Linked DNA regions of Homo sapiens: regions 1 and 2 are each linked to region 3. Evidence: chromatin loops called from intact Hi-C (ENCODE). Cell type or tissue: HCT116. All regions are shown on one strand.

Region 1 (5,000 bases), 800 kb before region 3:
ACATCCTTCCAGAACACAGCCTATCACCCTGTGGAGATAACACACAAACTATCTCAGAGGACCCCCACCTGTGGCAGTGAAAATCATGTGAGAGTCATAGTTCAAAAGAAAAAAGTGCTGGGCACCGTGGCTCATACCTGTAATCTCAGCACTTTGGGAGGCCGAAGTGGGAGGATCACTTGAGCCCAGGTGTTTGAGACCAGTCTGGGCAACATAGAGAGACCCCGTCTGTACAAAAAATTGGCCAGGCGTGGTGGCTAATGCCTGTAATCCCAACACTTTGGGAGGCCGAGGTGGACGGATCACCTGAGGTCAGGAGTTCGAGATCAGCCTGGCCAACATGGCAAAACCCTGTCTCTACTAAAAATGCAAAAATTAGCCAGATGTGGTGGCACACACCTGTAATCCCAGCTACTCGGGAGGCCGAGTCAGGAGAATCGCTTGAACCCGGGAGACTGAGGTTGCAGTGAGCCGAGATCATGCCACTGTACTCCAGCCTGGGAGACAGAGCAAAGCTCTGTCAAAAAAAAAAAAGAAAAGAAAAAAAGCCGGGCCTGGTGGCGCATGCCTATAGCCCCAGCTACTCGGGAGGCTGAGGTGGGAGGATCACATGAGCCTGGGAGGTCCAGGCTGCAGGGGGCCGTGATCCTGCCCCTGCTCTGCAGCCTGGGCTATACAGCGAGACAAAAGAAAAAAAGAAAAAAGTTAGTGGTAACAGGATAAACTACATAACCATATATTATTCCTTCACATTCATGAAGCAGGTCAATTTGAAGCTTGAGGACGACTTCCATTCCTCTAGGTGAATCTGCCAAGAAATGCCTTGGTAGAACTAAGAGTGCCAATGGTATCAGCAAGGCCAGTCTGGTTCCCTGTGATTCATGGTAATTCTCACTATGACTTTGACATGGTGTTCCTACACAGTGCCTATCAACACTTATAGACACACTGTGTAAGCGTTTGTTACATTTACTTTTCCTTTTGTCATTAGGTCTTTTGTTACAGAGGCCACTCTGCTCTCCACAATCACACATTTACACAGCTCCCCCTTGCCAAGCAGTGTAGACCCTCACAGGCTTTGGATAACTATCCTTGCATCATTCTCCACACCTTGTCCCCGGTGTTGAACTGAAGCATCTCCTTCCACGTTCCCTGCCCGTTAGTTAGCCAGGCCACTGCCCACATTGTCACAAACATTATATTAACAGGAAAACTGGCCCGTGCCATATTCCATTATGAGAGGTTATTTTTAATTCGATTAAATTCCAATGTTTATTCAGAAAACCTGGTAGAGATTGAATTACTCTATGTACTTTCTTAGTTTTCTTCTTCATATCATATTTTGACCATTTATCTTCTACACCTGGCTGACCTGCATGTTCCTTGTAGTGTAACTTCTACTTGGTGTTTGCGCTTTGCTTTGTTTTCAAATTTAAATTGTGAGATACATTTTCAAACCTATCTAAGAAATAGCCCTGATATTGAAATGGCTTCTGTGGAATAGGTTTGACAGATGTAAGTCTTTGATTCTTTGGCTTTGGTTTTTGTGCCTGTTACAGTTTTACACACATTCATTCAGAGGAAGACATTACCATCAATGTGTTGTTTCTTTTTTCAAATTCCAGTATGTTTTTAAAGACCCATATTTCACTAAGCAGTGTACTTGTTGAAACTGATGTGAGTGACTTTATGTTTCCACATGTGATAGAGCATCAGATACTGGAGTTTGCCAGGAGTAGAATGGTTGGATTCAGAAATGTTTAGCTGACTCATTGCAGGAAGTTACACTGTAAAAAAGTGAATCAAGGCAGGGAAGACAGATTTAAGTACCATGCAGCTCAAAATGACAATTACATTGTCATTTTCATTGTGAATACTTTTAGGTTCTATATTGGCTGTGATCTTTGTACTAACTGGTATCATGGAGAATGTGTTGGCATCACAGAAAAGGAGGCTAAGAAAATGGATGTGTACATCTGTAATGATTGTAAACGGGCACAAGAGGGCAGCAGTGAGGAATTGTACTGTATCTGCAGAACACCTTATGATGAGTCACAGTGAGTTCTGATAAGAGCATCATATTTAATAATTTAGGAAGCCAAATTGCTCTGACTGGTTACTTATTTATTTTAAAATAAAAAGCAGATTTTTTTCTACATTTATTATACACTTACATTACAAATTCCTTTTCATTTTTCTCTTTTTCCCTTTTTACCTACCCTTCAAAATTTATCTTGCTTCATAGTGAATGTTTGAGACACATTGGGGAAAATGTGGTTTAATGGTAGATTTGATTCTTCAATATGTAACATAGAAATTAATGAGATTAAAATAGCCTGACTTGTTTGGACTTTATCAGTGTTTGAAATGGTGCTTTATTGTAGGTTAGAAAAACACTAATTTGGGTACAAGCTCTGAGACTCTGTTATTAGCTTATAGGATTTTGAACACCCATATGGTACAGTACTAGTTGAAAGATTTTTGGCTTTGTTTTCAGCTTTAAAATCAATTGAATGTTTCATATTTATCTTTAAATTGGTTCTCCAGTATTACACAGTGTTCTTATAAATTTTTTTACTGCTTGTTCTTAACATCAAAAATACTAAATTAATGAACTGGAATGTCAATCTTGAAAGTATTAAAACCATAATACTAAAACTATTTTATATCCCAGGGTTTAGCAAATTTTCAGGTGCATGCTTTATTATAAGTAACATCATCCCATGTGTTTTGAACTCACATTTCCATTTCGGATCTTGCAGATTTTATATTGGCTGTGATCGGTGTCAGAATTGGTACCATGGGCGCTGCGTTGGCATCTTGCAAAGTGAGGCAGAGCTCATTGATGAGTATGTCTGTCCACAGTGCCAGTCAACAGAGGATGCCATGACAGTGCTCACGCCACTAACAGAGAAGGATTATGAGGGGTTGAAGAGGGTGCTCCGTTCCTTACAGGTGAGACCCCTCTGTGTGCAGCATTTCAAAATGAAATCAGCCAGCATAATTTTGGAAGCATTTCTAGGATTTCAAGTTTCCAATCTTAGAATGATTATTTACTGACTCCCAGCTAGTCTAGTGAAGTGCCTAACAAACTGCAGTCCTTCACGTACCAGTGCCATGAGCTTTACCATATCCCCACACCACGTCAGCTTATCTCACACTCACAAGAGTGTTAACATGACTCACTTCTTTATACATTTTATTTTTAAGGAGACTTCCTCTCACCCCCATGGATTGAGAAGCAGTATGATTAGATTATAGTTGTTCTTGGCCGGGCATGGTGGCTCATGCCTGTAATCCCAGCACTTTGGGAGGCCAAGGTGGGCGGATCACAAGGTCAGGAGATCAGACCATCCTGGCTAACACGGTGAAACCCCGTCTCTACTAAAAATACAAAAAATTAGCTGGGCGTGGTGGCGGGCGCCTGTAGTCCTAGCTACTCCGGAGGTTGAGGCAGGAGAATGGCATGAACCCGGGAGGCAGAGCTTGCAGTGAGCCGAGATGGCGCCACTGCACTCCAACCTGGGCGAGAGTGTGAGACTCCATCGCAAAAAAAAAAAAAAAAAAAAAAGATTATAGTTATTCTTTTCCTTATGAAAAACAAAAAGGGGACTGGGCGTGGTGGCTAACACCTGTAATCCCAGCACTTGGGGAGGCTGAGGCGGGTGGATCACAAGGTCAGGAGTTCGAGACCAGACTGGCCAAAAGGATGAAACCCCATCTCTCTACTAAAAATACAAAAAATTAGCCAGGTGCGGTGGGGCGCACCAGTAATCCCAACTACTAGGGAGGCTGAGGTAGGAGAATAGCTTGAACCCGGGAGGCGGAGGTTGCAGTGAGCCAAGATCGAGCCACGGCACTCTAGCCCAGGTGACAGTGTGAGACTCTGTCTCAGAAAAAAAAGAAAAACGGGATCGAGATGGTTTGCAGGATTAGCAAGTGATAGAGATATATTGAAGACATAGAAAGCCAGTGTGGTTGCTCACACCTATAATCCCAGCACTGTGGGAGGCCAAGGCAGGAGGATCACTTGAGTCAATGAGTTAGAGACCAACCTGGGCAGCAAAGTGAGACCCCATCTCTACAAAAAAATTTTTTAAAAATCAGCCAGGTACGGTGGTGCACACCTGTAATCCCAGCTACTAAGGAGGCTGAGGCAGGAGAATCTCTTGAACCCGGGAGGCAGAGGTTGCAGTGAGCCAAGATCGAGCCACGGCACTCTAGCCCAGGTGACAGTGTGAGACTCCATCTCAGAACAAAAAGAATAACAGGATAGGGATGGTTTGCAGGATTATCAAGTGATACAGATGTACTGAAGACACAGAAAGCCAGTGTGGTTGCTCACATCTATAATCCCAACACTTTGGGAGGCCAGGGCAGGAGGATCACTTGAGTTGACGAGTTAGAGACCAACCTGGGCAACAAAGTGAGACCCCCACCTCTACAAAACATTAAAAAAAAATGAGCTGCACATGTTGGCACGCACTTGTAATCCCAGCTACTTGGGAGGCTGAGGTGAGAGGATCACTTGAGCACAGGAGGTTACAGTGAGCTATGATCACGCCACTCGACACCAGCCTGAATGACAGAGCGAGACCCTGTCTCAAAAAAGTGGGGGGAAATAAAAGGATATAGTGCACTGGATTGAAACTTTCTCCTGTCGTTATCATAATCAGAAGAATTGAAGTAACTAAAAAGAGAATCATAGTCTCAATGTGTGCTTGAATGTTATCTAACATCACGTCTCTGCTACCTCATCATTAACCAGCTGTGGTAATGATTCCACACTTTGAACCCATCCCACCTGTTGACAGAAGCGATTGCAATGCCAGCATCACTCAGTGACGGCTCATCATGTAGGGCCCAGAATACTGATTTTGTGACTTCTAAGCTTGTGCTCCATTCCCAACACAAAGTCTTCTGACCAGCCTTTGAGTACCATTATTGTAGAGGAAGCTCATCTTAGGTAACTATTACTAGAGCAGAAATCACTTAATATA
Region 2 (5,000 bases), 320 kb before region 3:
GTGACCTGTTCCAGCTTGAAGATGTGTACCGTCTCGGTGTTACTGGAGGCGCAGAGGAATTGTGAATCCATACTGAACACTAGAGAGCTGATTGTCACATACCTACAAGCACAGCAACACATGGGTCAGTGAGCAAGAGAAATGGGAGTTATGGCCTTATAACTCAGAGATCAGCTTTATAAGAAAATCAGATGTATCCTGAAGAGCCTAGGTAGACCCAGATCCCTTAAACACTGTGGTGCTCATATTTAGAAATTAATGTCAGAAAGATTCACAAAGGGTCATAGTTTTTTTTTTTTTTTTTTTTTTTTTTTTTTTTTTTTTTGAGACAGAGTCTCTCGCTCTGTTGCCCAGGCTGGAGTACGGTGGCTTGATCTCAACTCACTGCAACCTCTACCTCCTGGGTTCAAGCGATTCTCCTGCCTCAGCCTCCCAAGTAGCTGGGATTACAGGCACACACCACCACACCCAGCTAATTTTTGTATTTTTAGTAGAGACGGTGTTTCACCATGTTGGCCAGGCTGGTCCTCAGGTGATCTGCCTGCCTTGGCCTCCCAGAGTGCTGGGATTACAGACGTGAGCCACCGCGCCCGGCCCATAGTCTTATTTATGTGAGAAGAAACAAGGTATAGCCCTGCCTCTGTCAGCAGAAGGGAGGAACTGTGCCTTCCTGGCATCTTGGAATCTTCCAGTTGCTCTGTGCACTGATCTGGCTGCAAACCTACATCCGATAAGATCCCAAACAGTCACACTTTACATCGTCCTTTATTTCCATGGAAGGAAATCAGAAATTATTTTTGGATTGTGACTCCCTGGCTCTCTCATTTCTCCTGTGCCGGCCGCCCACACACACATCAAAAAGGGACTCTCACGGCTGAACTGTGTTAAAACAGCATCTCGGCTTTCAGTTTTGCTGAGCCCTAAGTAAAGCCTGGGAGTCAATTACCTGGGAGAGTAGTTACACTTCCTCCAGGTGAGTGGAGGGCACAGAGCCACTCTCTGTCCTCTCCCTAGACAGCTGCCAGCGGTCCCTGCGGGACTTCTGCGGGGACTTTAAAATGGGTTTGACATTGAACACAGACCTTTTCATCCCTCTCCGGAACTCATAGAGCTTTTGCCCATCAGGGACAGAGAACACCCGGATGACTGTGCCCTGGAAAAGAAAGCAGGTGGACATTTCATAACCATTAGTGGCTTTACACAGAGATGTCCCTTTAGAGAGGAGTTTGTTTTATTGGTTTTGAACATCTGTCTCTGAGGAGGAAGAACACCACGTTGAGCATAGAGGCATGTTTATTTATGTGCCATATCAACAATTCTTGGAAAATGTTATAAACACCCTCTGTCTACCTTTTCCCTTCCACCTGTGCCCAAGGCTCTGCGTGTATGTGTGTGTGCATGTGTGTGTTCACCCAACTGCTCTGGTTTCTTAGAATTTCAATTTGAGGCCGGGTGTGGTGGCTCACGCCTGTAATCCTAGCACTTTGGGAGGCCAAGGCGGGTGGATTGCCTGAGCTCAGGAATTCAAGACCAGCCTGGGCAACACAGTGAAGTGAAACCCCGTCTCCACTAAAATACAAAAAATTAGCCAGGCGTGGCAGCATGTGCCTGTAATCTCAGCTACTCGGGAGGCTGAGGCAGGAGAATCACTTAAACCTGGGAGGCGGAGGTTGCAGTGAGCCGAGATTGCGCCATTGCACTCCAGCCTGGGCGACAGAGCTAGACTCCACCTCAAAAAAAAAAAAAAAATTCAATTGGATCACTTTCTCTGATTATTCCAGGCAGAAGACATCAATTTCTCTAAATAGCAAAGTAAAGCATTTGGTTTGCACTGTACTGTGTTTATAAGGTGTAGCATTTGTCCGTCTCTACGGCTGATGTACACGTACATTTCTTCATAAGACCACGAGTTTTCATGCAAAGTGTCTTGTATCTTGCATATTGCAGGCCCCTGGCCTATTGAATTAACAAATGCATGAATATACCACACATGCAGAGGCCAGAAATTCTCCCTCTGAAACAAATTCTGAGTGGGCCCAGAGACCAGTCAGTCTTCATGTCACCAGGTTTGTTCAATCCCATCCCTGCGCACGGCAGGAGCCATCCAGCGAAACCCAGACAGAGGTGTTGGTGGGAGTGGACTCACTTTTTCAGACGCACTTGCTAGTTTGGAGCCTGAGGCATTGAAGGTGATGGCAGCTAGTGTTCCCTCATGGGCAGCAATAGTGCAGACTGTTTTCTGTTGGTGAAAAGGAAAAATGGATACAGATGCTGCGGAGGAGGGAAGATGGATTTCACCTCCCTCCCCTTCCTCTTTTCTCCTTTCTCCCTCCTTTGTCCAGCTCCCTGTCTCTTCCTCTGTCCCCCAGGCCATCTGCATGTAAGCTGTGTGTCATTTTCTGGTGAATCAAGATTTGGCTTCAAGGGCCACTCCATTTCCATCCCTTTTCCTGCCCTTGGGAAGGTGGCCACGAACGGAGCACCTGATGCAGTGTGATGCCGTCGCAGGCGCGCCCTGCACGCATCTTTAGGCAACTTCCCACAGCAATCTTGTCCCGCTCAGGGATGCCTCAGAGACCAGAGGGCAGGGAATATGAAACACCTGCACACTGTCTCAGGCTGTGGCATGGGACAGGGTGACACATTCAGGGAGACAACTGGCCCCCTGCTGGCAAGTGGTTTTCATTATGCTGCAGATGTCTAACTTGGCCTGGCCAGCTGGCTTATGGTGAGGTTGACTCACAGCAAGCCCGAGGGGAAATAGTATCACCTTCTCTTGAACAACTCCCCAGTATTGCTTACTCCCACCGCCTCCAGCCCCCGACGGCAGGGCGTCCTTATCTATCTCCTTCCATGACCACACAGCCAAGGCAGGTGGGTTGGCTCAGCCAGGTCACCGTCAACTTACCAGGGAGTTTCCATCATAAAGCACAATCTCCCCTGAAGTCAGGCTTCCAGGATAGGCCAGGTAAGAATTGGAATGGTTGATAGAGAGAGCACATAGACCTGGCAAAGAAGAAACAGAACATGAGAAGCCTGGGGCCAAGGGAGAGATTGCACGGCTGGAGAGGGCATCTGAAAACAGTACAGCTACAGTGCCACCTACTGGCAAGGGGAGGAATGGCTTTGCAGACAACTGCTTTCCGCTGATGATTCTTCTGATTAAGGCTTCCAATAAAGCAACTTCACAGGGGAAGACCTCCTGATTTAACACTGGCTGCGTCCTTGCTACAGTGAAACAATGAGACTTGCCGGGCACAGTGGCTCATGCCTGTAATTCCAGCACTTTGAGGCGGGCGGATCACTTGAGGTCAGGAGTTCCAGACAAGCCTGGCCAACATGGTGAAACCCCATCTCTACTAAAAATACAAATAGCTGGGCATGGTGGTGCGTGCCTATAGTCCCAGCTACTTGGGAGGCTGAGGCAGGAGAATCGCTTGAACCCAGGAGGCAAAGGTTGCAGTGAGTGGAGATCGTGCCACTGCACTCCAGCCTGGGCTACAGAGTGAGACCCCGTCTCAAAAAAAAAAAAATATATATATATGTGTGTGTGTGTGTGTGTGTATATATTGCTCATTTTTACATTTTACCCCAGGACTCTGAAACAGCATCTACTTTTCTTCCAATTCCATTATCCTCTAGGGTTACAAGAGATTTCCTCAAAACTGAAATAAATCTTCCTATAGTGAAAAGTCAGTACATATTGGTCTTTCTGCAGATGATTATATACTGTTGGCCAGTAACTTCAAGTTGGAGAAGAGGAGCTGCCAAGAACCTATTTAGAAACTGAGAAATTTCAGGCCAGGCAAGGTGGCCCACACCTGTGATCCCAGCACTTTGGCAGGCCGAGGCAGGTGGGTCACCTGAGGTCAGGAGTTCGAGATCGGGCTGGCCAACATAGTGAAACCCTGTCTCTATTAAAAATACAAAAATTAGTCAGGTGTGGTTGCATGTGCCTGTAGTCCCAGCTACTCGGGAGGCTGAGGCAGGAGAATTGCTTAAACCTGGAGGTGGAGGCTGCAGTGAGTGAAGATAGTGCCACTGCACTCCAGCCTGGGTGAGAGTGAGGTTCTGTCTTAAGAAAAAAAAAAAAAGAAACCGAGCAATTTCTGAGCCAAATGCCCTGCCTTGATAAGGGAAATGGGTACCTCCCGAGGAGGAAGTTTATTTGAGGTCTGCGTCTGCAGTCAAGATGGTGTGCCTAGACATTGAGACAAACTAAATAAAGAGGACATTTTGGATTTAAGATGCTTCAATAATATTCCGGAAGAGTAAACAGCCCATCAAACCACTGAACCAACATAAGCTGTTTTTATTTATAAGGGGATTCAAGAAGGGAGCATTTAAGTAAAGGATTTTCAAAACAATGGTTTAGATGAATAGAGGTGCACATGATAGCAGTGAATTCCAGCAATTCCATAGAAACCAAAGTGTTACCAGAAACTTTGAGATCACGCAAGAGAGACATCTCTCTTAAAAAAAAAAAAAAAAAAAAAAAAAGTGACTGGCGTCTATTACAAGTTAGTATATTAAGTGGGTTTCTTCTAAAAGTATAAGAAAAAACTTTAGGTCAGGCTGAAACATACCTCAACTAATCTGCTGAGGAAGGAGAGCAAAGGAAAAAGAAAGTAAACATTTAGAGTTGGAACCTAGGTCTCATTTCCTGCTCTGGCTTTGCTGAGTCCACAGCAGGGCTGTCCTCTTATCACTTGCCATGCATAGCTACGGGAGGAAGTGGCTGAGCCCCGGAACCTTTAACTGCACGTTCTGGCAGCCCTGCCACCCCTTTGGCGATACAAGGTCATTCCTGGCCCCAGCCTTAGAAGAGGCCACTCGTCCATTTCCAGTTTTGCTCTGGAAACCCCAATTCCTCACCCCTTCTGAATTCTTTGCTATCCAAATGAAATTTCAAGAACAGCTAGGCAGGCAGAAGGGATTCTAGTCTTGTGAAACTGGGGAGGGAAGGCAGTCAGGAGATCTGGTTGTCTTGTGTGCTGGGT
Region 3 (5,000 bases):
AAAAAATATAAATCGTTCTATTACAAAGATGCATGCATGCATATGTTTATTGTAGCACTATTCACAATAGCAAAGACATGGAATCAACCCAAGTGCTCATCAATGATAGACTGGATAAAGAAAATGTGGTATGTATACACCATGGAATACTATGCAGCCATGAAAAGGAACAAGATCATGTCCTTTGCAGGGACATGGATGGAGCTGGAAGTCATTATCCTCAGCAAACTAATGTAGGAACAGAAAACCAAACACCACATGTTCTCACTCATAAGTGGGAGCTGAACAATGAGAACAGATGGACACAGGGAGCAGAACAACACACACTGGGGCCTGTCAGGGAGTGGGATGTGGGGAGGGAGAGCATTAGGAAAAATAGCTCATGCATGCTGGGCTTAATACCCAGATGATGTGTTGACAGGTGCAGCAAACCACCATGGCACTTGTTTACCTATGTAACAAACCTGCACATCCTGCACATATACCCTAGAATTTAAAATGAAAATTAAAAAAAAGTAAAAAATGTAGTGGATTTTTAGGAATATCCCAGTAATCAAGTCACCTTTCAAGAATTAAGGGAATGAAAATGGCTGGAGGACATTTCCAAAGGATTAGGAGTGGGAGTCACCTGTTGATGCCAAGGCTGGAACAGCTGGAGGGGCCTCAAGGGGACCTTGGGAGATGCCTGTGTGCTTAGGAAGGGAAGGGCCTATCCAAAGTCCAAGAGAGTGCTATTTAACCCACGTAAGCTGATCTCTGCTCCTTAATTTCAGGATTAGAAAACTGCTATGGGATTTGGCTTTTGTCAACCATTGGGATGCTTTGGGAAGCCACAGAAATCCAACTATCTCTAAGACTAATTCTGTGAACTCTGAAATTCCTCTGCATAGTAAGGTGGACTATTGGAGGGGAGGGGTGGTCACTGTCTACACACCTAACTTTATGTTATAAAAAAATTCTAATTTTATTCAGCATTTCCAAAAGGGTGCTACAGGGAATGTTACTGATGTTAAATTAAAGAGTACAGTGCAAAAAAAATGATCTCTGTTCAAGTAAATTAAGAAATTATGTGATTAAATAGAATTACATTTTTTATTTTGGATAGGATTTCTCAGGGCTTTCCACCTGCTATTCTGAATTATGTATCTTTAAGAGGGAGACTGTGTGTATATTGTAAAAGTCAGATTCTAATGTAAAAGATTCTAATTTCGGGTCATGGCAGTAACACTGCACCATTGGCACATGGTTTAAAACTGCAGGAACACAGACATTGATCTGTGTGCTTATGTAAATGTGTACACTCTAAAAAATAAACAAGCAAATACTATATGTATACGGTGAAGGTCAGCAGTGGCGGGGAAAAGGGAAGACTTTCGTGGGAGAGATTTAGGGAGGTTAGCACCTTTAACTGAAGGTAAGAGTCCTTCATTCTAATTCTGAATCACTGCGTTACGTTCAGCATATCTGGTCCTGTTTCCCCACATGCAAAGCAGAAATTTAAAAAGTAAAGACATCTCAAACTTATCTTGCAAAACAATACAGGGATTAAACAAGCCTGTACCATTAAACTGTTTTGCACTCTGTGGTCAAGGACATGGCCTAATGGCAGGTTATGGTCCTGGCCACCAGCAGGATTAACCAAGGGGTTTGCAGAGCAGGCACAGGCAGTGTCTGTCTCTCCAGGACCGCGGGTAGGGCAGCTGACATCCTGGGGTCAGGGTGAGTCATGCCCTGTGTGCATGAACATGCAGGCATGCGTGCAGCACCCTCGGGCTCCAGGGGCTTAAATTTCCAAAAGACAACCCTGAAAACTTGAAAAGTAAGAAAATCTAGAACAATGAGTAGGTGGCCTAGCTTTTGTGGCAGGCAGAAACAAGACAAAATGGCGAGTTAACCATATTCCTATTATGTGGGGGATTTTGTAGGACTGTCCGAGTGACTATTTGCTTAGAGTAGGTTAAATCCTACCAAAGAAATGGGGCTCCCAAGAAAGCATTCATTCCCAAAGTGAATTTTCCTGTTGATAGTGTTGGATATGTTTGCAGTATTCACGGTCCAAATTTTATGCTTTCTCTTTCCCATTGCTGAGTCACTGGGCTGTCTTGAAATCTGAGGGGAAAAGTCTGTGAGGCGTGGCCGGCAACTAGGAAGCCTGGCTCTTTCTAGTAGAGCATGAACGCCACCTTGAGTTGTGTGTGAGCACTGCCGAGCCCTACTTGACATGATCAGCAGTTCCGAGGGATGGAGCAAATGGGACTGGTTCCCTTTTGCAACAAAAAGCAGCACTATCAGGCCTGGGTTGTGTCTTGACACCCGGAATTATTTTTTAGCAAAATGTAATAAATCAATCAGAGTTCCCCAGAGAAACAGAACCAAGAGCATATGCGTGCATAAGATGGAGAAATTTATTTTAAGGAATTGGCTGGTGCAAATGTAGGGGCTGGAAAGTTGGAAATTTGTAGGACAAGCCGCAGGCTGCAAACTCAGGCAGGAGTTGATGTTGCCATCTTGAGGCAAAATTTCTTCCCTGGGAAGTCTCAGTTTTTTTCTCTTTAGGCCTCCAATTGATTGAATGAGGTCGACAAATTTTATCTAGGATAGTCTCCTTTACTTTAAGTCAGCTGATTTTGGATGTTAATCATATCTGCAAAATACGTTCACCGCAACATCTAGACCAGTGTTTGGTTAAATAACTGGTACTAGCCCAAGTCGACACATAAACCATCACTCTTGGCCGGGCGTGGTGGCTCAGGCCTGTAATCCCAGCACTTTGGGAGGCCGAGGCAGGCGGATCACGAGGTCAGGAGATTGAGACCACCTGGTAACACGGTGAAACCCCCGTCTCTACTAAAAATGCAAAAAATTAGCTGGGTGTGGTGGCGGGCTCCTGTAGTCCCAGCTACTCGGGAGGCTGAGGCAGGAGAATGGCGTGAACCCGGGAGGCGGAGCTTGCAGTGAGCCGAGATTGTGCCACGGCACTCCAGCCTGGGCGACAGAGCGAGACTCCGTCTCAAAAACAAACAAACAAACAAACAAACAAACAAACAAAACCTAACCATAACTGATAGCAACATTAGCATAGGTGAAAAATATATTTTTGAACATTAACAGATATAAATAATTTTTCATTTGATTCATTAATATGGATTCAACAACACTTCAGGTTGGACCAGGTGCATTACCATTTCTAGTTATATTCCTTGTAACATTGGGTTAGATTCTGATGTGTTGCTACCAGCCTACCATATGCATTGTATGACTTCCCCCAGTACCATCATAACGAAGACATGTAGAATACGTTTCATAGTAAATAGGGTGTTTTCCCAGGGTTGCTGTTGTTGCTATTGCAGGATATTCGCCTGCAAGTGTTTGCAATTCTCTAATCAGAACTCTTTGCCATGCAAGGTAAGGCAAAGTTTAAAAGGCTGGTCAGAGCTCCTTCCCAGGAGTGACACCCTTTGTCCTTTGACATTGGTATTTTTCTGTCCAGTACTTCTGGCAGAAGTTAGAAGCAGGAATGGGTAGTCCGGATAGCTCTCCTATTTGAATCTGTTTTTTAAAAAAAAGACTCCACAAGACTCCACACTATTTTGATATTTTGATGAATTTTCTGGGGTTTCACCTCGTGTAATTTTTTTTTTTTTTTTTTGAGACACGATCTTGCTCTGTTGTTCAGGCTGGAGTGCAATGGCATGATTACAGCTCACTGTAACCTCAAACACCTGGGTAGCTCCTGGGTTCAAGGGATCCTCCTACCATGGTTTCCTAAAGCACTGGGATTACAGGCATGAGCCACGAGGCCCACAGGCCCAGTCCTTCATGTGACTTTTGAAGGAGGCATCTGTGGTCTTCAAACACCAAGAATCTCTCCTTTATAGACACTCAGAAAGCACGGAAGAGGAGGATAAGAAATGGCCAAGTCTCTTGGTGTTTGCTCTTGCTGGAAAGAAAAAGGGGGAAATTGGATTTCTCTGGGATTCTCTGTTCAAATGGCAAAGGAGGAAAAAATCCCAGAGAGTCTGCTAAGGAAGGAAGTAGAAGCTACGTCATCTCTATAGACAGCAGAGAGGACATATTTATTGGTGTGTATCTCTAGTTTCTGCAACTCATCCAGCCAGATATTTCAATATTTCCCTAACTCCAACTGTTCACTGTCCATTTCCATTGCTATTGAATGTGCTAGGTATATTTTCCTAATATAAACACAAAATTTAAAAAATTATCCTATGTACCATGTGACATAGTCTTGCATATTATAGTGGTTCACATCATAACTCATCTGTTTGAAAAACTCTAATCAGATGCATACGGTTAATTCAAAATGTGCTGTGTGTAGAACTGCTATATAATTGATGAGCATTAGAATGATGTGACACTCTACAATTCTCTTTTCTCTTAGGTTTTTAAGATTATTAAGATTAATGTCATTCAATAGGTCTGAGTTTGCATGTGTAGCAAAGACTTGTTCTCCTTAAGGCAGCAGTGGCTTGCAAACTTTTTGAAATGCCTGTAGTAACACATTTATTTTATTTATTCACAAATGCATACATATTCACAGACGTAATATAATGAAAGTCTCATTAAAACTAGAATGTAATTTTTTTTTGAGGCAAAGTCTTACTCTCACTCTATTGCCCAGGCTGGAGTGCAGTGGTACAGTCACAACCCACTGCAGCCTCAACCTCCCAAGCTCAAGCAATCCTCCTGCCTCAGTCTCCTGAGTAGCTGGGAATACAGGCATGCACCACCATGCCTGGCTAATTTTTTAATTTGTTATTGTTTGTAGAGACAGAGTCTCGCTATATTGCCCAGGCTGGTCTCAAACTCCTGGACACAAGCGATCCTCCTGCCTTAACCTCCCAAAGTGCTGGATTTACAGGTGTGAGCCACCATGCCTGCCCCAGAATGTAAAATGTTTCATAAATAATAATTGGTTTTTATATCAATTGCATCTTGGAATGATAAAATTTTGGACATATGGGAAAAATAAAATGTTATTA

Evidence for each region. Peaks named below come from ENCODE experiments on the same cell type or tissue, not always from the same donor. Only the 100,000 strongest peaks of a DNase experiment are listed, where the experiment ranks them.
Region 1: it touches region 3 in a loop (5-fold over the local background); 2 of 110 quality-filtered maps call a loop at or near these places.
Region 2: a loop joins it to region 3, with 9 times the contacts of the local background. A loop is called at or near these places in 2 of 110 quality-filtered maps.

The regions. Positions count from the first base shown.
Region 1 is chr17:67,961,450-67,966,449 of GRCh38, forward strand. It overlaps BPTF (bromodomain PHD finger transcription factor), which reads left to right. Exons shown (of 28, transcript NM_182641.4): 25 at 2,763-2,955. Among named protein-coding and RNA genes, the nearest start is that of C17orf58, 33 kb to the right of the region's middle. In HCT116, a CTCF peak has its summit at 1,972 (motif pointing right); a DNase peak (open chromatin) is centred at 1,992; H3K27ac peaks cover 439 bases.
Region 2 is chr17:68,433,474-68,438,473 of GRCh38, forward strand. It overlaps WIPI1 (WD repeat domain, phosphoinositide interacting 1), which reads right to left. Exons shown (of 13, transcript NM_017983.7): 5 at 2,909-3,006; 6 at 2,147-2,239; 7 at 1,083-1,153; 8 at 1-102. It also overlaps a transcript of ARSG not described here and a transcript of PRKAR1A not described here. Among named protein-coding and RNA genes, the nearest start is that of MIR635, 11 kb to the left of the region's middle. RefSeq lists an enhancer at 2,567-3,067 and a silencer at 4,784-4,873. In HCT116, a CTCF peak has its summit at 3,088 (motif pointing left); DNase peaks (open chromatin) are centred at 2,678 and 3,088; H3K27ac peaks cover 476 bases.
Region 3 is chr17:68,757,873-68,762,872 of GRCh38, forward strand. No RefSeq gene overlaps it. Among named protein-coding and RNA genes, the nearest start is that of LINC01482, 130 kb to the left of the region's middle. In HCT116, a CTCF peak has its summit at 2,200; DNase peaks (open chromatin) are centred at 1,719 and 2,159; H3K4me3 peaks cover 799 bases; H3K27ac peaks cover 1,097 bases.